Regions from separate parts of the Homo sapiens genome. Here region 1 is linked to region 2. Evidence: chromatin loops called from intact Hi-C (ENCODE). Cell type or tissue: gastrocnemius medialis. All regions are shown on one strand. Each heading gives the region's core, and the rest is flanking DNA. Links, peaks and the distances in the headings are about the cores only.

What was found. Peaks named below come from ENCODE experiments on the same cell type or tissue, not always from the same donor. Only the 100,000 strongest peaks of a DNase experiment are listed, where the experiment ranks them.
Region 1: a loop joins it to region 2, with 2.6 times the contacts of the local background. A loop is called at or near these places in 9 of 110 quality-filtered maps.

Annotation. Positions count from the first base shown.
Region 1 is chr7:27,569,443-27,581,691 of GRCh38, forward strand. The region is part of intron 4 of HIBADH (3-hydroxyisobutyrate dehydrogenase); the gene reads right to left. Among named protein-coding and RNA genes, the nearest start is that of TSL, 40 kb to the right of the region's middle. In gastrocnemius medialis, for the core only: a CTCF peak has its summit at 7,081 (motif pointing left); no DNase peak of the experiment used is centred there.
Region 2 is chr7:28,015,859-28,028,107 of GRCh38, forward strand. All of the region lies in intron 1 of JAZF1 (JAZF zinc finger 1), which reads right to left. Among named protein-coding and RNA genes, the nearest start is that of JAZF1-AS1, 160 kb to the right of the region's middle. In gastrocnemius medialis, for the core only: a CTCF peak has its summit at 4,674 (motif pointing left); DNase peaks (open chromatin) are centred at 4,623 and 5,237; H3K27ac peaks cover 1,522 bases.

The DNA.
Region 1 (12,249 bases), core at 2,489-10,488, 450 kb before region 2:
GAACAGGATGTATTTGAATCTGTCCTAGATGTGCATCAGCCAGGAGCCAGCCTGATATCTGGGTGGGCTATCTATCCCACAGCTACTTGGTATGCTGTTTAGGGTCAGATCTATGTTGTATGGCTCAAGGGTGGGCCCAGAAGTTCATACATAACATCATGCGGTCCCTTTATGAGCTCCCTCTTATCTGTGAAGGGCCCCACTCTCTGACACTCTACTACCCCACCTCCATCCCCCACTGCCACCCGGTCCTCTGACTAGAAAGTCTTGTACTTCCTGCAACTAGATCTGTCTCTGGGGCCAAACAGCAAGAGAATTAAAAAAAGAAAAAAGCAATAGGAATCATTCTACACTGTTTGGACCATAGTTCCTCTGATCAGAGAGGATTCACTTCCCTTGGATTTTTAAGTGTCTGGTTGGCTGCTGCTGCCACCACAAAACTGCAGGTTCAGAAGAGAGGATCATATGGCAGAGCTGGGAGGGAAGAAAAACAAGACAGAGCATTTCTTCCACTTTCTCTGTCTCATAGAGCCTCTCTTCCTGCTCCTTGGATCAGAAATTTCCCTTGGAATTCTTGTTGTTTGCACCTGTGCACAGTCCTAGGATTCATGCTGTCTTTGAATTCAGACTGGGAGATACAAAAAGTGGGGAAAGGATCCAGGAAACTCATTGCCAGAGCTTTTGTACTTAAAAGTTCTATTTTCCTTCTCCAGTCTATTTGCTATCATTTACCTTTCAGAGTCCTCAGACAGCTTCTCCAGGCACTCTGCCCAAGGTTTTTAGACACATTCAGTAGGAGAGAAAGGACAGTATATTTACTTCATCTTAACCACAACTGGAACCTACTATCATTCTTGGTTCTGTTGGATGCAAATTCTAAGGTGACAGTTACTTGTATTTTGATGATATTGTTCTACTGTTTTCTGGCTTCAGTTGTTCTTAGGAGGTCTGCTATTAACACAAAAGGCTACCTATTGTATGAATTCTACATGCATATGTACATGATATTTACATGATATTTTTACACGATATTCTAGAAGAGGCAAAACTATGGTATCAGAAAGCAAATCAGTGTTTACCTAGGGCTGAGGAAGGAACTGACTACAAAAAAGCATGCGGGGAGTTTCTGGAGTGATAGAAACTCCCCTCTGCCTTAAACGTGATGACGGTTACACGACTATATATAGTTGTCCAAATTCATCAATCTCTACACTTCAAACAGGTAAATTTTACTGTATATAAATTATACCTCAATAATGCTGGGGGCGGTGGGGGGAGTAAAAAGAAAGTATGGTATCAGTCTGTATTGTTCTTTTATAGGTAATGTGTCTTTTTTTCCCAGCTGCTTTACACGTTTGTATTTGGTACTGCGTAGTTTTACTATCATGTATTTAGTAAGATTTCTTTTTTAAAAAAATTTAAACTCCTATTTGATATACATTGTCCTTCCTGTTTCTGTGGGTTTATGTCAATTCTGAAAAATTCTCAGATATCATCATGTTGACCACTCTCTTCCCATTCTATCTAGAACTCCAATTAGATGCATGCATAACTTTTTCTTTCTAGCTTTCTATTCATGTCTCAACTTTTCTTTCATATTTTCCATTTCCAACTCTTTCTGTAGTACCTTTGGGTTATTTCTTTAGATATCTCATTTACTAATTCTCTCTCTTCTGCTCCCATATACCATTTATCTATTAATTTTTAAATTTCAATGATTTTTCTAAATTCGGTCATTTCTGACATTTTCTGGATCCTTATTCATTTTCAATCTATCTTTTATTTTTATTTTTTTTTGAGACGGAGTTTTGCTCTCGTTGCCCAAGCTGGAGTGCAATGGTGTGATCTTGGTCTACTGCAACCTCTGCCTCCCAGGTTCAAGTGATTCTCCTGCCTCAGACTCCCGAGTAGCTGGGATTACAGGCATGTGCCACCATGCCCGGCTAATTTTCTTGTATTTTTAGTAGAGACAGGATTTCTCCATGTTGGTCAGGCTGGTCTCAAACTCCTGACCTCAGGTGATCCACTTGCCTCAGCCACCCAAAGTGCTGGGACTACAGGCATGAGCCACTGCTCCAGGCTATCTTTTATTTCTTTAAATGTTTTATGTATAGTCATTTCATACTCTGTTTTGGAAACATCAGTATCTACAGTTCGTAGAGATTGAATATTTTTGTTTCTGTTGGCTTGTCTGGTGACCTGTCTCCCTTTGTGTCTGGTAATTTTTTTTTAACTGTGAGCTTACATTTATTGTACTTGATATTTATGAGTTCTAAGATTCCTGGATTAAGGATGATTTTCTCCAGAAAGAATTTTTATTCTTCTATGGATGACAAGTTCTAGCCCTACCAAATTAAGGTCTTAAATTTAATTATTGGTTGAGTATCTTCCCAATTGGATGAGTAATTTAAATTTGAACTCTATGCCCATAAATTCAGAGCTACTATTGTAAAGATTCAGGAGAAACTAATATACTTTATTTCTCAACCTGTAACCAGCATAGACAGACAGATTTCCTAGTTAGATTCTTTAACTAGCAGGCTTACGATCCATAGAACACCCTTTCTCCCAGAAGTTATGGCCTCTTTGGGCATTTGGCTTTGTTGGGGCCTAAGGGTTGGCTTTCTCACTTTGTGTGAGCATAGGGCCTAGGTTTCCATTACCCCATGATTGTTTTACTCACAAATGTTAACGTCCAGAGCCCCTGTTTTCTGGAATCAGCATTTGCTTCCAGGTCAGCCAGAGCTTCTGGCTTTATTTATTATTCTTATTTCAGATTACTACTCGATTATTTGGTCACTGAAGATCTCCATTCTCTAATGAGAAATGTAAAGTGCATTTAAAAGTACATTTATTGTAATTTATCCAGCCACCGGTATTTTATAGCAGCAGGGTATTTTAATATACCTAGTCTACCATATTGCCAGAAGCAGTAGATGGCTATGTAAAGAAACAAAACAGGTCCTTAAATGTCAAAGTAAAGAGTGATTTCCATTGTATTTTTATGCCAAGATACTTTTAACTGTTTTCTCATAATAAAACAGGTTTCATCTTTACCATTAGCACCTTCATTATTACAGCAGAATGTTGCTTTTATGACATCTATTTTTACAAATGAAATCAAGAAATTTCATCCAACTACATACAGCAGTCAATCATGTTAATGAAGACTTTCCATGAAAGTAATCTACAAGAAACATTAGGTACTTGAAATCTCTAGATCACTTCAATTTTGTGCTTTTGTTTTAAATATCTCATAAAAATATTTATTATCCACGAATCAAGTATTTACTGAATATCTTCTGTATACAAGGAACCCACTCTCAGCTCTTCAGGGTATACAAAAATAATTAATATGCAATTCTTGCTCAAATTAAGAATTTGATTTGGTGAGCCAGACTATTACTGCATTATAAAATTAACTTTAATACACAAAATATTGTCATACAAAAGTTAAAATGTTCAAAATTCCAAGAAGAGAAATATCACATTCATTTGGGGCATAAAACTACAACAGAAGAGTAAAAGAAGCTTCACTAAAAAGATCAGATCAATATGGGCCATGAAAGATGATTAAGATTATATATACTGGTAAGAAACGACTAGGGACAGAGAAAGAAATTCTGTGTAAAGTGATCTGCAAAAGCAAACGCATAAAGGCGAAAAAAGTAGGGAATTTGTGCAGAAAATTGTAAGTAGCTGAATTTAGAACAAACAAAACTCCAGATACACTGACTCTCATTTAATCTTCAAACATGCCATGCCCTTTTCTAATTCTCAACTTTGAATACTATCTCTTCTTGGAATGTCCTCATCCAGCCCCATAATACATGGTAAACATGGATTACTTCTTCAGGAAAGCAACTGCCTAGCAATCAGATCTGGTAAATGTGGATGACCCTAACTACATCATCGTCTTATCATGGAACTTCTTTATATCTCTGTTATGGCAATTACCGATCCATACTGTAACACAGTATCTTTTTCCATGCCCATCTCACTGATTAGACATCGTCTAGACTAGACTAGAGTATGAGCTTCTTGAGAGCAAAGACCATGACTTATTCTAACAAAGTGGCTGATATATGCATTATTCTAAAAACAGGAGTGGAAGAAGTATAGGAAAAAAGGAACGAGAAAAATTCTGTAAATTTCCTTGCATGTATTTAACAAACTTTGACAGGTAGTGCAGAACCAGAATATGTCACTGGCTAAGAGAAAAATGTAGCGGCAGACTCTCTAAGGCTGTGTCCTGTCCCACAGAGTAGCTACTAGCAACATGTGGCTGCTGAGAACTTAAAATATAGCTAGTTCACATTCAGATGTGCTTTAAGTGTAAAACACACATATTTCAAAGACTTAGTATGAAAAAATGTGAAGTATCTGAATAAATTTTATATTGATTACATGTTGAAATTATGTTTTTGATATACTGGGTTAAATAAAATGTATTCCTGAAATTATCCTCACCTGTGTTTCTTATTACTTTTCTAATGTGACTACTAAAAAATTTTAAATTACACATGTGGCTTATATTACATTTCTATTGGACAGTGCTACTTTCAGAATTTGAACCTAAAAGATTAGAAAAACTGAAATTGTAATATACTATAGAGGACCAAGAGCTAGAGCTGGTTTTACTGAAATGAAAAAGTTTGACTCCAAAAATGAGCTTGATTGAAGGAGTCCAATAAATAAAAATGCAGATCCAGAAATCAGAAAAGTCTGTGATGGAAATACAGAGTTAGAAAATCTCTTTAGAAATTAGATAGTTGGAATTTTGGAAAAGCAGGTGAATCCCCAGAGAAAATTTCAGATCCCACAGCTTAGAAAAGGGGAGGAAGAGATAGCAGGTGATTTTTTTTTTCCTCAAAGGATAGGATAGGAGGGGCTGGTATCCCACGAAGAATCTCTGAAATCATTTCCCACAGAAATATGATGCTAATTGTGTTATAATTTAGGGATATTCTCAATATATGTGAGGTTGAAAATAATAGGGACCTAAATATATTAGAAAATATTTTTTCCAAGGAAAGTACATTCCAAACTCCAAACAGGTAACTCTTTACCTTTTTTATTTGTAAACAAACAAGCTTGCAAGTTAGCTTCTGTCATAACTAAGTACATAGATAGGTTCAGACATGCAAAACTTTATTATTGCTGCTCTAATAGAGAAAAAAAGTGGTTATGCACACCTCCCCCTCTAATAATAATGAAATTTACATACTGTACTCAGCCACTGGAACTAATACTTGAAAAGAGCCCCCAAAATATAGTTCAAGTTCAAAATCCATGTATCTTCCACATCTCTTATTTTTACCAAAACACAAGCAATCTGGAGCTGTTATAAGCAAAAGACTGTTTTAACAAAACTCAATTTCTTCAAAATAGAGCTATGTACATACAAAATGAACATACCATTTTAAATTATAAAATACATTTTCCTCTCATTTAGGAGATTTAATAGAGAACTGTTTGTATTCCCAGTGATATTATAAAGCAGGTAATCGAGAAGGGCAAGCTGACTACTATTCTTATGTGTTCAGACAGAGCTCAACTTATTGGACAAAGGCTTATCTTATCTTTTGTAGATGAGAGTTCTAGGATATCCCATGACCTTCCCTAATATTACAAACCTTAGCATTATAAAATTATTTTACTTTTCCCAGAATAAAATTAGAAAGCCAGATACTCTGCCAAATAGGTTTTTTAATTGGAAATTTTAGCACTCTTGATTTATTTGTCAAGAATCTCTGGACTTACAGTGTAGCTGAGAACATAGGTATACAGTAATTACAATGTAGGTGAGACCCTAACCTGTCATGGTGCTTCACAGGGAGGGTGACTTTTACCTAAGGAGAGATCACAGGAGGTGGCATCTACATTGGGACTTGAGTAAATAAGGTAAATATTTAAGAATTAGTGAATAGTCCAGTTTGGTTAGAATTTAAGGCATGTGGAAAGAAGTAGCAGAAAATAAGAATGGAAAAGTAAGTTGGATCCAGAGTGTGGAGAGCCTTGAATGGCAGGCTGAGAAGGAAGACTGGGCTGGACTGGGTGAGCATCAGGAACCAGAGAAAGTTTCTGAACAATTTATCAGAAGTATATCTTGGGCAGACTGAAATCTCAGAACAGTGAGGTGGATATAACTGTATAGCAGTGGCATAGCAGCAGGGATGGTAAAAGCAGCAAGAAGTAGAGGAAGTCCGAGCAATGGTGTGATGTGCCTGCTTTCTAAGAAATAATGCACAGGGCTGTTTTCAAAAAAAGGAAACACATGTGCACATGTTGTTTTTTCCCTAAGATCATGAGGCCTCCTCTTGAGCAACTAGCCTAGCCTGTAAGGAGGAAAACAGTTTTTATCATGTAAGTACGGAAATCTGCTTTTTCCTGAATGGATTCTGGGCTGGACAGCCTGAAGACAGCCATCTGCTCGCAGCAACAGCAGCAGCAGCATGCTTGCTTATATGCATACAATCTTCCTTTGCACTGCTGGTTGGCTCAGCTCAAGTTGCCCACCCTAGGATTACTTTAACATATGCAGTAAAAGTCACATTCTTCTACTCATTGAATCAAGGCTGGAAAGCTTGAGAAGAAACATTCAATCACTGACAAAATAAAGTGGAAAAGGAATCCAAAGGAGGGAAGGAAAGAAATAAGACAGCAGAGAAAGGGATGGGAGCAACGGAAACCAAGAATGAAGCAGGAAGACAAGACATGAGGGAGGAGGAGGAACTGATCATAACCATTACACCTATGTTCACTTAAAAGTAATTGTTATTTAGAGTAAAACTTTATTTCCAAAAACTGTGTGGATGTGGAGGCGGTAACAAGGTTAATTATGTCTCATAATTAGTAATTAAGATTATATAACAAAGCCTTTGGCAATGTTCTATTCTAATGATGGAGGGCCAACATCAGAGAAATATAATAGTGCATTAGCATAACCACATATGCAAAGTACACAAAACCATTTCCAAAGTTAACTTGTCATTGAATGATTAAATATGAATTCATAATTAGAAAAATCCACACTGTAATTTATTGGCTCTCCTGACTGTTCTGGTTCATTAAAAGTTGATTACTAAACAGTGACCTCTAGTGGCCCATAATTTTCCAATGCTATATTGTTTCTCTTAAAGAGTCAGCATAGATTTGAAGAACCTATTTACCCTAAATAAGGCAATTACTTTGAAGATGTTAATATTCCTTTTCATTATAAAGGGAAATATTCCTTTTTCCTATACTTAGCTCCTTAAAGTATATTCTGGCAAATACAAAATGCCAAAAAGCTCTCCTGCTTCTACCCAAGTGTCACACATTCATTAACAAATTATGATCGAGCACCTATTTGTGAAACCGTGGGGCTGGGTGTTTGGGGTATTTTATTAATAATTAGAAACTGACTTCACTAATTCTTTACTATCCAATAAGAAATGAAATCAACATTAATACAATTGTCATGCTACTATCTATTCACTGCCTATACACACGGGACACACTGAAAACATACTTGATTTTAAAATTCAAAGACACCAACAATTTCTGATTCAATGCATACCAAATTACTAAGGTTTATCTTAAAAGGCAATAGATTAACAACTGTAAAAAACAAATCCAGCTCATCTCTTAAATTTTTCTTAAAGAGATTTCTATAACAATGACCTTTCGGAAGAAATTACTTCTACAGCACATTTGTGAACTTTCCAAGCATCATTTCTCTCTTTTTTTTTTTTTTGAGATGGAGTTTCGCTCTTGTTGCCCAGGCTGAAGGGCAGTGGCATGATTTCGGCTCACCACAACCTCCGCCTCCCGGGTTCAAGCAATTCTCCTACCTCATCCTCCCAGGTAGCTGGGATTACAGGCATGCGCCACCACACCTGACTTATTTTTTATTTTTAGTGGAGATGGGGTTTCTCCATGTTGGCCATGCTGGTCTTGAACTCCTGACCTCAGGTGATCTGCCGACCTCGGCCTCCCAAAGTGCTGGGATTACCGGCATGAGCCACTGTGCCTGGCCAAGCATCATTTCTCTCTTAAAATGAATACAAATCTTTTTAAAAGACCCATATCCTTGTAATAATAATTTATGTTAAATTTAAACCCAATTTAAAAATCCATAAATATATTTGTTTTTATTACTTGCAACCCAGGTACACTCATTATGAAAACAAGGTTTCAGAAAGGCTCGCAATATAAAGAGAAGACTTTGGGTGTGTTATTAAAAGGATTATATATCCCTTCATCCCCCCAAATCAGTCAAGATAATCATCCTCGTTCCCTAAAGTAGTGGCAATGCTGTAGCATCCTTTAAGAATGTAGGTAAGCCTCCAAAAAAATTTGAGATGTAAATAAAAGAAACAAATATACTTCCCTGATGTACCATTGCTGCAGAACACATGGGTGTGGAGTGCCAATTGTTTCTGTAATGATTTAATATAGTAGCTGGATAATGAGTTGTACCTTCTGCAACAACTGAATCACCATTTAATGCTATTATCAACAGTTCATGACCCACCAGCAAGAAATGTCAACCTGATTAATCTAAACACTGCTGACCTCAAAAAAAACCTTACTCCTCACAGAATACTGTTATTAGCATCCATTGTTCATTAGAATGAACATATATAAATCAAATCATTAAATAGTTTAGAGAGTTCAGTATGCTAATTTTGCTAAGTGAGAGTTAATAGGGTTCTGAAAATGTGGAGCTGAAGACATTACTTAAGCATGAATATTTGTTAAAACTAAGAGAATCTTTTTTTTGAAGATACATTATTTTATAAGTTCAATATGTCAATGAAAATATTTGTTTTCTTAGTATTGTACATTAGGGTTACAGTAAGATTTCATTTTGGTTCTAAAGTTCAATGTTTAGATTTTTTTTTTTTTTGAGACAGTTTCGCTTTGTTGCGCAAGCTGGAGTGCAGTGGCACGATCTCAGCTCACTGCAACCTCCGCCTCCCAGGTTCAAGCAATTCTCATGCCTCAGACTCCTGATAGCTGAGATTACAGGCGCCCACCACCACACCTGGCTGATTTTTTTTGTATTTTAGTAGAGACAGGGTTTCACCATGTTGCCTAGGCTAGTCTCAAACTCCGGAACTCAGGCAATCCGCCTGTCTCGGCCTCCTGAAGTGCCAGGATTACAGATGTGAGCCACCGCGCCCAGCCAAATTCTTACTTCTTAACATAAATTTCAAAAATAACCAGATTATATTTAGAGCGCATATTGGACACTGATTTTTACTAAAAATAAAACCACATTTTTTTTTGTTGTTACAATAAGCTAGGTCTTCAGTACCCACAAAAGTAGTCAAACTCTGCTTCCTTGCACCTGAGTTGAGAGGTTAGGACTCTAAGAAAAGCAGGTGCAAGCAGGCAGAACAAGTCAAGATTCTCTATAACTGAATACTACACTTCTTAAAAAATAATCAGACTCTATATGGTAACCAGAAAGATTTAACCTAAAATTAACAGTAAGAAAATAATCAGACAAATCAAGAATGAGGAACATTTCATAAAATAACTGGTCTAGACTCCAGAAATGTCAAGATAGATTATTTTTATTTTTAAAGGGAGGGCATGGGAACTGTTTTAGATTAAAGAAAGATGAAGAAACAAAACAACTAAATGTAACATATGAACTTTTATTAGATGCTGGATCAAAGAAAATTAGAAAATCCAGTTATTTGGGGGACAACTGAGAAAATTTGAATATGGGTTATATATTAGATGGCACTGAATCAAAGTCAAATTTCTTGGGTGTGATAGTAGTTTTGGAGTTATGTCCCTATTCTCAGACGATATATACTAAAAGTATTTAAGGCTGAATGGTTCCACCAAAAACAAAAATTATGTGGCACGGGGCTGAAGGGGGCAAGAGAGAACACATAAATTGAAATTTAAAATATAACAAATAATTACATAGCAGAGCACTGATACCACACATAAAGAGAATCTCTATACACCCATTATTTAGAAATGTTTCATGAATTCTATTTTTACTGTGTCTTCCAAAAGGGCAGAAAGTGAAGGAGGAAAAACTTTGGTCCCAAATACCAATGAAGGTAGTTATCTTTTGATTTACAAAAACAGATATTTTATTGAAACATCTGAGTCAAATTTCTATAAACTGAATACTTAACCATTACTTCGTATTATTACATTGCTGAGTTACTCTGTATCTCCACTTTAACAAGCAGGTTTACTTATGTGCTTTCTGTCTCTAGTGGCTCTGAGTTTGCCCTGGCAATAGCTTTCCAAGTAAATGACTAACCACATTAATGGTGTTTGTTCTGGGGTATCCACCACAACATTACGTTTAGAAATGACCTAGCTGAGTTCTATTTTAGGGTTGTCCTACAAATAAAAACACAGCCACCAAAAAAGCAGCGAGGTATCTTTACCATAATACCATTTGACTCACATTAGTAAGAACTGCAGGATTCATGGACTGGTTCTATAACCTACTGCCATGCTACTAAGTTATAGCCCAAGAAAATCCATAGTACTTGCTCCCATACAAAAACCGCACTGCATGTATTTCAAAATACATGAGAGTCTGTTTGAACAGCCACACTTCTACAAATTAGGATTAAGGGAAAAGAGATATAGAACTAAATTAAAATACATGTGGCTGTTTTCTACGATTTTTCATGAAACACAGGTGTCAAGGAAACAAACATGTTTCCCCTGATTTTAATGAAAGAAATGCAATCAATTATATTGAGACTATACTAGGCATTTCTCAATACAAGAATCATGCCCAGATTCACTTCAGTGAGAAAAAGTGATGGAGCAGGCAGTTGAACTCAGGTCTTCCAAGTAGCAGTAATGAGTAAAATGAACAGTTCTGGATTTGTACAGATCTATTCACTTGTGAAACTGCCACCAGAGAAATTCATTTGAAAAGCAAAGCTTAACCACTTAGAAATCAGAAAAATCTCAGTTCCCAATAACAACAACAACAACAAAAATCCAGATAACTAGGACTGTGTGCATAAAAATGCTAGGAAAAGTTTTCAGGTGAGGATAGTTACAGTAAATCAGCAGAAAACTCTTTAAATGAACATTGTAAGATGAACAGTTTAGCTCCAATTTGATCATAAAACACAAGGAAAGATTATTTATTAAGCTCTTCAGAGCTTGTACTGCAATTTATATCTTTTTTACCAGAAAGATTCATTTGTTCATTTATCCATTCACTCATCTATCCATTAAACACAAGACTGAGTGCCTACTATTGGATTATGTATTGTTACAGGCATTGAGAATACAGCAATGAGCAAGAGAACAAATCTTTGGTCTGTGGAGTTTACATTCTAGCAGAGTGGTTCTCAATCTCAACTACCTATTAAGGAACAACTCCTAGAAATTGATTTAATGGGGAAGAAGGTAAGAGAGGTGGAGATCAAAGCAGAAGTAGAAAGGCTGACTTCAGAGACCACTGCTGCTTGGCCAATTCTAACAGGAGGATAGGCAGAGTACATGCATACAAATGCATGCAGGTTAAGGGGTAGGCGATCATGTGGAAGTTCTTTCACGACTGTGTCTATTCTCAGTGAAAGTAAAAAGGAAAGGTCATCAGCTGACACTGCGTGAGGATACCAGAGGCATAGAGACAAGAGAAGGTGTGAAATAATTGTTTAGGTGATGGAAAAGAATGAATGGACTAAGGAAATGAAGGGGAACTGTCAAGCAGCCCTAAGGGCCAACTTGGGATTAGTGATCATTAATTTAAAATTCAAGCCAGACCAACATGGTCATCCATTTACTCCAACCATGTTCAGCTACTCAAGGGCCAATGCAGAGCAAATGAACAGTTGGATTTGACCAGGGGTGGGGTCAAATTCAATAGAGGAAGGAAGAACGAGGAAGCTGAGGATGTGTAATCATGTACGGTGGAATATAAACCAGTAGGGAAGGAAGCTAGGACATGAAGAGGGTAGAGATAAAGAAGCAGGTGTTTAATTATTCTGCTTCAGTTTTATCTACAACAGGTACTGCCATCAACTATAATTGCTTATCTTCCTAAAATTTGAAATTCCCTTCCTTTAGAATTATTCAATTCCTTTTACGGAAGGATGGAAGGTAGATTTCCTTTTCTCCTCCAAATTTATTAAGGTTTAATTGATAAAAATTTTATAGATTTATGATATACAACATATTTCGATAAATGTATACATTGTGCAATGATTAAATCAAGCTAATTAACATATCCATCACCTTATATACTTATCGCTTTTT
Region 2 (12,249 bases), core at 1,640-9,639:
AATAACTGCTGTGATGGAGATGCTCTAGGTCCCCCCTGCTCCCCAGGCTCCAGGTCCCTGCCTCTCCCCTCACACCCACCACAGGCCCGGGCATCTCATCATGCTTATAACCCCACAGGGCCCTCATCTCAGCTAGGCCTCCTCTAACAGTAGCTGCTCCTCTTCCAGACAGTGACGGCATTTTAATGAGGGCACTATAGAGCCTCTGAGCCCCGCAGGAGTGAACTGCATGCTGAAAGCTGCCGGTGCCTTCAGACCAAGCCAGTTGGCCATTTCCCTCTGCCTTTCTTTGCTGCAGACTGGACTGCCCTTGGTCAGAGGTAAAACCCATGCCCCTCGCCCCAGTGGCTTCTGATGGAGCAATGCCTCTGAGGTCAGCCTGGAGCTCTTGATGATGCATCAAGTCACTTACTTACCTCTTTCTTTTCCAACCTCTGAAGGAGTTAAAAACAGGTGGTGAAACCGACAGAATGGGGATTCAGAGGAAAGAGAGCTAAGAGGCCTGAACAACCCATAAACTGAATTTTAATCCCTAGAATAGTGGGACATTCACGGCTGCCCACATGTTTCTGAGGCTGGCTATTTTCACTCTGCTGTTTTAATGCCAACACCAAGGAATGTGTGTGGCAGCCAGCCTTCCCCTGACACCTTTGCCTTGGGTCTCACCCAGACCAAATGAGTGAGGATGAAGGGACAGGGGCCAAGGGGGCATTGTTTGTGAGTTCAAGAAACAACACTGAAAGCTTACTGGTTTGTTTTCTAGACCAAATACATCACCCTCATGTACCTGCTGGCTCCCCCTGCCCTTACTCATGCCATTATGTCATTTTTGACTGCTCTCCCTCCACTCCTCAGTGGAGTCAAACACAATCCCTCCCTAAAGAGCCTGTTGAAGTCCAAAAGGCAGCCCAGGGGATCGTTCTCTGCTTTCTTTTGTATCATTCATTCTTTCATTCAACCAATATTTATCGAAGACCTACTATGTGCCAGGTACTGTTCTAGGCACTAGAAATATGGCAGTGAATGACAAAAAAAGAGGATTTACATTCTGGGAAGGACAAGGGTCAATAAGGACATCACTAAGTATACATTGTTATGTGTACTATGTCAGATGGTAACTTCCAGGAAGAGAAACAGAACAGGGGAAGGGATGAAAGTGACAGCCATCCTACTCTCTTCACTGGCACTTAGGTTAAATATGCCATTATCTGGCCGGGCCCAATGGCTCACACCTATAATTCCAGCACTTTGGGAGGCTGAGGCAGGTGGATCACCCAAGGTCAGGAGTTCGAGACCAGCCTGACCAATACGGTGAAACCCCATCTCTACTAAACATACAAAAATTAGCCAGGCATGGTGGTGGGTGCCTGTAATCCCAACTACTCAGGAGGCTAAGGCAGGAGAATTGCTTGAACCTGGGAGGCAGAGGTTACAGTGAGCTGAGATCACACCACTGTACTCCAGCCTAGGCGACAGTGAGACTCTGTTTCAGAAAAAAAAAAAAAAAAAAGCCATTATTTAACTTAGTTAATGTTTTGTTTCCTCTTCAGCTAGATCCTCTATGTTCTCAAACAATAAGGGCTGTTTTCGGCTTCTTCCAGCATAGGATTGTACATACTGTCGCCGTTCAACCAATTCTGTTGAACAAAAAAACTTATACAGCTGATTCATATTTTAGAAACACAGACCTTCTGGGTGCAAAGGGAAGTCAGGAGATGAATTAATCCATGTGGAACTGCAGGCAGTGAGTCATCCATTCCACATCTATTTTCCAGCAGCCATGTCCTAGGCACATGAGTGCAGCACTGGCCAGATACTTGTGGGCTCACCAGTGAAATCCTGCCCTCGTGATGTGTACATTTTGGTGAAAAAGACCAGCAAATGATAAGTGATTACTTCTTTGTTTTTGTTGTTGTTGTTTGTTTGTTTGTTTGAGACAGAGTCTCGTTCTGTTGCCCAGGCTGGAGTGCAGTGGCACGATCTCGGTTCACTGCAACCTCCACCTCCGGGGTTCAAGCGATTCTTGTGTCTCAGCCTTCCAGGTAGCTGGGATTACAGGTGCCTGCCACCACGTCTGGCTAATTTTTTGTAATTTTAGTAGAGACAGGGTTTCACCATGTTGGTCAGTCTGGTCTCGAACTGATCTCGGGTGATCCGCCCACCTCAGCCTCCCAAAGTGGATAAGCAATTACCTCTATGAAGGAAACGGGCAGGGAGATGAAAAGGAGAAAAGCAACACGGAGGATAGGAAAAGCCTTTCCATGGAGATGATGTTCCAGCCAAGACAGGAAGGGGTAGAACGAGCCAGCGAGGCCAAGGGCAGGATGGGGGTGGGCAAGGATACTGAGAAACAGCTCCTGGAGGAGGAGTCGGCCAGGGCACAGGCCTGGAGGCGGAAATGTGCTGGGTGCATGGTCACAGAATCCAGTTAGTGTGGGGATGAGGCTGGGGAAGGCAGGAGCCAGCTTTCACAGGCCCTTGTGGGCCACCGTTGGGAGTGTGGGTTTCATTCTAGTGCAATGGAAAGACACAGGACAGTCTTAGCAGGAGAGAACACAAGATTTCTATTTTAAGAGGATCCCTCTGAAAAGACGGCCCCAGAATCACGGTGACTACATGTCACACTTTGCCAGGGACAGTGCCACTTTATACCCGTTGTCCTAGCATCATTATTAACAGCACCCCATTTCACTCTCCAAAGTGTTGCAGATTAAGGGAAAAATTATACAGTCATCCTATCCAGAACCCATTATTACAACTAACATGATTCACTGTTCTGAGAAACCTGATATGCTCTGTACCAGTCACATCCCCCCAAATACAGCAGAGGCTGAATACAACATATTCTATGGTGGGAAATTAAGCCTGTCCTCCAGCATCGCAATTATAAAAAGGTTCTACTGTGTTCTGGTGGTTTTTTTGAAAGACAGGAAGAAGAGAAAATTCTATAAACTTCGCTCCATGATGTATTCCACATTTTACAGCTGCTGCGAGGGGAAAACTTTTCCACAGATGAAATCTAAAATTTTCGTGGTTCAGTTGGAGTCTGTCCTCACTTGATATGGACAAAAAGGGCCAGTCATTGCTGTCTGTGCAGAGATCCTGAGAGTCCTGTTCTTGAAGAAGCCTGCCAAAGTCACCTCTGAGCAGCTCCAGGTTACATAAGCCCTGTTTCTCTAACCTCTCCTCTCAGGTCTTATTTTTCAAATGTTCAGTCATCCTTGTGGCTCCTCTGTTTATCCTTGCCAAGTTCTTCACACTGACACAGTACTTCTAAAGTTATACTCCAGAAGCCCTCTGCTATTTTCCCTACCAAATCTTTCCAGAAGCAAAGCCATTCTCCTCTGCATCTAAGCCATGGGCCAGGACACTGGAACCGGCGCTGACAAGCCACACTGTACCTCCTGCCTTGCTTCCACCTGTCCTCCTTGGACCAGACCACCTAAAGAGAGGATTAAGCATAATCTTACCGTGTCTGGGGGACAAAGGCACGTAGGGTGGCAACCTCTGCCGGCTTGGATTATGCCCCTTCTCATATTCCACCTTAGAATCTCAGAATGTTGGGGTAAACGCGACCTTAGCAACACTCTTTTCATTTGGTAGATTTATTGAAGGCAGATCCTACAAATTGCTCATAGATGGGACAGAACTCACCCTGGACCGTGGCCCTTCCCCTCTGCTTTGCTGCCCCTCCAACCACTTCATGGAAATGTTACCATCCTCTGATTGATTTATACTGAGCTGAATTTACATGTCTTTTCCTACCCCCCTCCTTGACTTTATTTAGCTTCTTGAGGGCAAATAATATATTTAATAGGTCTCTGTATTATTCACAACATGGCATCTTCCATGTAGCCAGGTCTCTGGGGAGATATTTGCTGAAACTCCTGAATGGATTCTTAAGACTCCTCCTTGCTTTATGATAGAGACAAGAGTAACACTCCCAGGCTTTTGGGGGTCACAGGCTCTGCGACAAACAGACCGGACTCCAAATCCAGGCTATGCCACTAGTTTCCAGGCTATGCCACTAGTTTACCAGCTAGTAGTTAACTAGTTGTAGGAAAGGTATTATAATTCATCTTTCTTCATCAGAATAATGGGTGCAATATACCTACCTCTTTCTGAGGGCTACAAAAGCCTACCTATGTTGCACAGAAATGCCTCAACAGACACATGTTCTGCCCTGAACACCACTTCTCCCTCTTTTGCTTGCTCTGCTCAGCTATTTTCCCTATAGGTTAAGCTTTTACCAAAAAAGAAAAAACATCCTAATAGTGCTGTTCTTACCAGAGATACCATTTTTTCCTCATGCTGAAACCCTCCTTAGATAAGAGATAAAACTATGCTGTAACTTATATCCTTTTGCAAATTTTTAAAGTAGAGTGCTGCGATAACACCAAAATGGGGGAATTCCTAAGGTGACTTGGGACATAAGTAGGAGTGAGGAAAGTATTTAAGCTTAGAGAGAAAAGCGAAGAGAAGCCTTCTGATGAGGTGTGAGCCCATGGAAAACGGCACAGGGAAAATGAATCGGAAATGCAGCCTGTGGGGTAACACTGCTGCAGAAGGAAACAAACGAGGAGAGCCAGCGCCTCCACGGTGCCTTCTCCTCCTGGAAGCAGGAGTTGAAGCCTATGACCCCTAGGACTGATCCCATACTGACATCTTGTGGTTACAAGTGTCATGACACTTACGTTGTCCTACGGCAGGCATGGACATGCATATTCGTACAACAACCATGTCTTCATTTCTCAGCATTTCAAAAGCATCAAACGTTTTCTCAACCCCAAGCTCCCTGTTCTCAGTAGAGGTAGAAGTGAGCGAAGGAACTGCTGATGAATGTGACACTGGCATTTGTCCCTCCCAACTGCATCCATGCTAGTGGCTGAAGCCTCTGCAGCCTTGGCTGAGCATCTCTTCTCCAGCACCCAAGGCTTCTTTAGGAGAATTACCAAAACTCACTGGTTGTTTTAAAAGTGAAATGAAAACTGCAGCTGCTCAGAGCTTTCAAATACCAACCGAACCACTCCCTCATGAAGTCTAAGGGAGGAAGTCAGGAAATAGAAAAGTAACCTGGTTCTTTGGAATTTCAAAATTAAATTTCTTTTCACAACCATACCCCGGAGCTACTCAGTAATGGAGGTGCTCCAGAAACCCTCCATCTTGCAGAATCCCAGATGGTCCTGAGTGCCTGCTGCATTCAAAGCACCTGGGGGATACTAGTGCACCTCAGAGGGCCCACGGTCCAACAAGGGATGGGCAGGACCCCATCACGGTGAAGTAAAGGAAGATTGGCAAGCGGCGGACACGGGCCGAGAGAGTTCTTGCAGGAGACATCAGGAAAGACTCCCATGGGAGAGCAGCATTTTTTCTTTTAGGATGAGCAGTGTGGGGCAAATAAAGTTGTGCATGAAGGCATTTATAGCAGGTGGTTAGAGTCACAGGCCTTAGGAATCAGACAAAACAGGATTTACGCCCAGGCCCATCACTTCCTAACTGTCCATCTGAACATGATCTGTGAGCTCTCAAAACCTTGTTTTCTTCCTCTGAAAAGCAGGGATGAAAATTCTGACTTAATGATGGAGTTGTGAGGAATGAGTAAAATAACGTGTAGAACTGATAACTCGGCACACACTAAGGACACACACCAGTTGCTAACAGCTGGAGGAGCAGCAGGAGTGCAGTGACGGGCAGGAAAGGCCGCCACCGCCTGTGGAAGTCAGGGGCAGGTGAAGACAGTGTGGACGTAGGACAAACAAAGACATGGTGGTGGGGCAGGGTCGGAGGACAGAGGCACTAGACACCAGGCAGGGCCTCCTGACCAGCTCTTGCTCCTCTCTGCTCTCCCAATGTGTCACCTGACTCTTCACTTGGTTTCTTTTTGCCTGTTTATATCCTCTCTCCCCAGGGATGTTATTTTGGCTTTCTGGAGACAAGGGCCCACAGTTCGTCACCATGGGTCCAGCAGAAGGCCCAGGTGCAGAGCAGACATTCACTGAACATTTGGCCTGGCCCCTGCCTGTGCTGGGTCACTTTCAGCAAATTAACTAACCTCTGTTAGAAGGCAGGTTTCTCTTCAGTAAAATTCAAACAAAGAAACAATACTTGCCTCTTTTGGTTGCTGTGAAGATTAAATGAGAAAATGCAAGTGAATGGACAAATGACTGGGAAAAGGCTCAATAAAAGATAACTGCTATGAGAGCCGCACCTGCTAGAGTCCTAGCTGCCAACTTCACAGAAAGCACTGAAGACTGTTTTCTATGAAACCCAGTCTCAAAGACCTAAGGATATGCTCAGATAAATCAGACAGCATTGAACAATATCGTCACAACAATATTTTCTAAGAGATTTGTTAAGAAAATTGGGTTTTCATCTGAATTTCTCCATATTATGTAACTTTCCCACTTCTTAAGCATAGCTTTCAAAAACACACCATGGCAGCACTGCCCTTAACTGCTTTTCCAGAAAAAATCTTTTCAAATTTCCACCAAAAGAATGCAGTTGGCACCACCTTTTCCTGACCGTTCTAACAAATGGATAAACTTTGCTGCAATGAGACAGTTTAGGACAACATCTGCTCCTATCTGCCAACAAAGTTCAGCTGTGGCTTCTGACACTAGGGGAAGAAAATCTCTTCCTTTAAAAAATAATAACATTTATACTTTTTTGTTGATCAAAAATAACAGATGACTACAGAAAAAGTGGAAAATCTAGAAAATTATAAAAAACAAGTTACCCATAATCAACTATCCAAACATAGTTCAGGCTGTGCATTTTACTATATCCTTTACTATTCTCTTAGTCTTCTTTGCATATATATTTTTAAAATGGAGTCAGTCTTATCTTTTCACTTATTATACCTGAAGATTTTCTTTAATATTTCACTGTTGTTGTTGTTTTTGTTGTTGTTTGTTTGTTTTGAGATGGAGTCTCTGTTGTCCAGGCTGGAGTGCAACGGCATGATCTTGGCTCACTGCAACCTCCGCTGCCCAGGTTCAAGTGATTCTCGTGTCTCAGCCTCCCGAGTAGCTGGGATTACAGGCACGTGCCACCATATTTCACTTTGTAAAAAATTACCAAATTACATAAAGCTGTGCTGGATGTCAGGCAGTATTGAAAGAGATGTGAGGTGAAGTCTTTATTCTCTAGAGGTCGGTGCTTCGTGAGGATACAAGACAAACACACAGGAAAAACAAATAATGGTATACAATAATGATGGTATACAAGAATGACTTAAGACAGGGGTAGTACAAACAACGTCTGTGAGGTTCACACCTAGATGAGATTACCATGGCCTAGAATGGCCTTGCAAGGACTCCATGAAGGAAGACAGAAACGAGTCCAGCCGTGAAGCATTGTAGTTCTATAGAAAATTTTGAAGTGATAATGACTAATTTACCTCCCTTTCTCCAATATACCGAAGGACAGATTCACTGAAGTAATTTCCCTTGCTAAGCCTTTGCTCTTATGGACAAAGCTGAGCTCCCACAAAAGCTGTTTTTCAAATATCATAAATGAGGATGTAAGTAATTCGAAACGATTTTCCAATTATGTTTGCATTCATGAGGAAAACTAAGGTTTTAAGAGAAAATAAAAAAGGTTATCTGAAGAATTAGAAGTGAATTCTGAAATTCCAGATTCCTGGTGTCTAAATAACACATAATACAAGAATTAGCAAGAATCTACTCCACACATGATATTGAAACTTGGAACCACTTAACAACCAAGCTTAATTCCTAGGACAGACCTTCCTGCTTAACCTGTATTCATCCACTCATCCATTCAGGAAATACTGTTAAGTATTTTAGAATGCGTGTTAATGAGTCCAGCACTGGGCTAGGCGCTAAGGCAAAGTGAACCATACGGACAGGTTCCTGCCCTCATGGAGTGGACAGTTTTAGTAAGAGAGAGGCTGACAGGTAGACAGACAATGACAGCCCAATGTAATAAATGCTTGGTAAATTAAGCTACCTTAAGGACTTATAGATGCTATAGATATAAATGCTTCATTAAGAAATGAGCACCTAGAAAAAACACTATATTAACCTACACTTGGAAAATTAGGAAAGCTTCTTAGAATAGATAACATTTAAGTTTAAGGAAGAAGAGCAGAAAGTCAGGAGCGGCAGTAAAAGAAATATCTAGGGCTAGGCACAGTGGCTCATGCCTGACATGCTAGCACTTTGGGAGGCCAAGGTGGGAGGATTGCTTGAGGTCAGGACTTCAAGACCAACCTGGGCAGCATAGCAAGACCCATCTCTAAAAAAAAAAAATAAAATAAAAAATTTAAAAATGAATATGGTGGCACCACCTGTAGTCCCAGCTACTCAGGAGGTTGCGGCGGAAGGACTGCTTAAGCCCACGAGGTTGAGGCTGCAGTGAGATGTAATCACGCCACCACATTCCAGTTTGGGTGATAGAACAAGACTCTGTCACAAAAAGAAAAACAAAGAGAGAGAGAGAGATGTTTAAGAAGAGAGAACAGCATATTAAAAGTTCTAAGGGAGAGAAAAAAACATGGTGAAAGAGTGGAAAAAAGATATTCAGAATGGCTGGGTCCAAGGGTGGAGAAAGGAGGATTTTGGTGAGCTAGAGGTATGCACATACATAACCAGGTGTGGGCATGTGTGTATACACACATACTCATTTAGACCTCAAAACAATCCTCCCATAATTATCATCATTTTGAAGATGAGGAAACAGGTATGAGAACACTAGTTGGTGATAAACAATAAGTAGCCAAAGGACCCTGAATGGAAGAGGGACATGATGAATTTTGCATCTCTGGCAAAATACCAATGATGCAGTGTAGAGAATGCTTTGGAAGATAGGAAGTGATGATAAAATCTTTATTAAGCTTCCCAGAGAGATTAAAGGGCTCACTTTCTGTCATCTGACATGCCATGCCCTGAGCCTGCAACTTGAGAGATCATGAAACGCAGACAGAACCTTTTCCTTCAAGGAGTTTATAATCTACCAGGGGCAACAAGCATATTGGGACACTGGGTGCTCTCTGTATTGCTTGACAAGGATTCCATAGACCAACTACTTTCTAAAGCACCATGACCAGCAGAATCATAGACTGAGGTTCCTTCTTTGAAAGACAGCCAAGCTTCTTGCAGGAAGAGAAAGCCCTGACCACAGGGAAACAGTGACCACAGCTACAGCCCAAGCTCTTCTCTGGGTCTGACAAACTCAGGACAATGGTTCTGTTCCCTAACACCTTTCTATAATCCCCAATCCTAACCTGGTGACCCAGCAACAATGTCCGTTGAGTGTCCAGGGCTGTTACTGGCTTAGTCACACTCTTCCCCTCTTGGGGTTTAGCTACTTTGTCACCTCCCTGCTGGAGAAATGCCACTTACCAATGATAGTGTTAAAGAACATTTGTCCTCATACTTAACAACAACCCAGTCAACCCTTTATTCTACTTTCTTCAAAGCTATGAGTAAGAAAGAGAAATTAAACTAAAATTTTCAGTGTAGGTAATACGTTCTCCATACAGCAACATCGTATCTAAATCCTTACAACCACCACCATGAGAAAAAGATGTGCTTGTCCTCACAAAACATGAAAACACGGGAAAAGGTAAATAGACTTGCTTTGGTCCACATGGCTAAATAAGAGCATAAGCAGTCTTCAAACCCAGTTCTGACTCCAAGGCCAGCCTCATTCTACTATGTTATTTAATTTTTCAGAAGTAAAATACGTCATTTAAAAACATACTATCTTTCTCAAGTTGGCAGTTAACGTGTTTGCTACAGAAGATTGGTCAAGAAACCAATCAGGGGTTTAAAATCCGACTTTGAAATTATATCCTCAACTCTTAAACCTTCATTTATGGTTCAGTGGTGTATTTAGTCTTGTCAATATGGCCCTTGCAGCAGCAGATGTTGGACTGATGTGAGATGGAAAAATTTTTGGCCAGGTTTCTGAAACCCTAAATTCTAGACCAGCTTACAGGTTCATGAGAGCTAGGGCGGAGCTGGGGTTACTCTAGCCAAATGCACACTGTTATTATTCAGAGCCTTGGCACCAAACTTTGCCAAGGTGCTGATAAATCAGGGTAGGTTATATGTCAATTAATTATAAGTAGAGGATCATATAATTCATTGTCCAAACTATTGGGACACAGTGAAAGGGAGTGTTATTAATAATGACAACAGGACAAATGTGTAATCCAGGTCTGGCCATGGCAAACCAACACTTATGGTCACCCTGGTCATAAGGAGCCCCTTTACCTTCTAGCTTAAGGCCTAGGTTACAGGAAGTCTAGAGGCCCCACTGGGTCTGGTTGCCCAGGCTCACACCCTCATCCTGTTGCTAATAGCAACAAGTGACTTCTAAAGATGAATCTAAGGAAAAATGCTCCACAGGAATAAAAGCTACAAAAGTATTCTTCTCTAAAGCCCAAAGTTAGCCCAAATCATCCACCCTAAACCTTGGAGCAGGGTAGGCTGCAGTGGAGGAAGTCTGTTTTTCTTACTACAATATCCTTCTCAAAAGAGGACTAAAAGAATAAGAGAATGCAGTGCAGACACAAGAGCTCTGAGCCTTTTGTGCACCAAACTGACAGTCCCTGGCACTTGTGGCCCAGTAATAGCCCTGATTTTGAACCTGTTCCAGCTGCTTTCCCCCTCAAGGCTCAGGTTCCTCCGGGTGACTGCAATGCTTCTAACGTATGTACAAAATGAATGTTGAAAATGCATTCCCCCTAGAATGTGCTACTCATAAGAATTCCTTGGTGTAGGGGAATCTAACCAATGGTGCAGGTATCATTTGTGTAACTAAGGTACCATGCAAAGGCTATATTTTCATGTTATAAAAATAGACCCAATTTCTTGCCCCTAACACAGAACTCTATACCCAGTAGTCATTTACTAAACGTTCTCTCAACTGAACAGGACCTAGTTAAGTATTCCTGAAGCCACCGGCACTGGAGAAGGGAGCCAGCACCTCCTTACTGGTGAGTGGTCAGGAGATGTCCGCAGAATGGCTTATGCCACAGAACTTACTGCACCGCTTACCTCAGTTTTCCACTGCATCAGGTCAGAAACTTATTTGATTTGCTGCCCCAAGTGGGCTTCACACCTTCCCTCCTATTCGCCAGTGTGTCTTTTTCCATTACCCGTGTTTAAAAACAGACTCTTTAATTTATGGGCATTTAGGGCTGGTGAAAGTCTCCAAGCTCTGCGCTCACCACAGACTCAGGCCCCTAAATGGTAACAGCTGAGCTGGCTTGTCAGGAGGGGTGAGGCCCCTTCTCCCATCCCTGGAGAAAACAGCCTGAATGAACAGACGTACTGACCCCAGCCCCATGCCAGTCTCAGGGGCTGCCCCACAAGTGGCTCACTTGGGGATAAGGGTTGTTGCTTCCACGGTGAAGAAGAAAATCCTTATTTGTGCCTGGAGAGTAGGAAAAAGTGGTTCCTACTGCTGGCCCTGGCCTGTTTCTGATCTCTCACAAGGGATGAAACACTGATAAGGACAGTCCTTTATTTGTGGGTTATGTTCTTGTTTGGTTATTAAAATACCCCTTATTTGTGAAATAATGTGGGACAGTAGGTGACATTTTAAAATGTCTTTCATTGGCAAAATAAAGAGTTACCATTGGCATATTGATAAAGTTTTTTGATAAAATTTTACTGCCCCATGAAATGCAAAAATCTGGGAAATACTTCCTTAGACTCCATGCCAAGGCTTCTGAAGAGCAGAGAAATGGGAACGTGGGTTGGGAGAGTGGGGAGAGCACTCTCATCTCAGAACTCCAATCTGCTGGCTGCAACATAAACATTAAATAACTAAGGGGGATGGCAACAAAGCTACCTTCATCACCTAGTCCAGGCCAGGCTGGGTACTTATATTATCTCAGTTAATCCTCACAATTACCCTGCAAAACAGACACTACATTTTCCATTTTATAGCTAAAGAATTAAATGTGCAGCTATGTACCATCAAAAAGTAGCTGTGGAAGGCTGGGATTCAGCCCCGATGCCTGTTTCTTTCCCTGATGCACTGGGTATGCAGTGGGGAAACAGGGCTATCAGCTTCACTGAACAGCAAAACAGAACTTTTGAATTAATCAGAGTTATGAAGGGACCCATTTCTGAATAGAGCCTATTACATTCTAAAACCCAGATGATCATGAAGACATTATAATGGAAGTTTGTTTATTCTCTATATTTTCTAATTGGTTTATTTGAAAGTTTGGTCTCAGGAACTGCTCTGCAAGGCTCTGGAAATGACTGA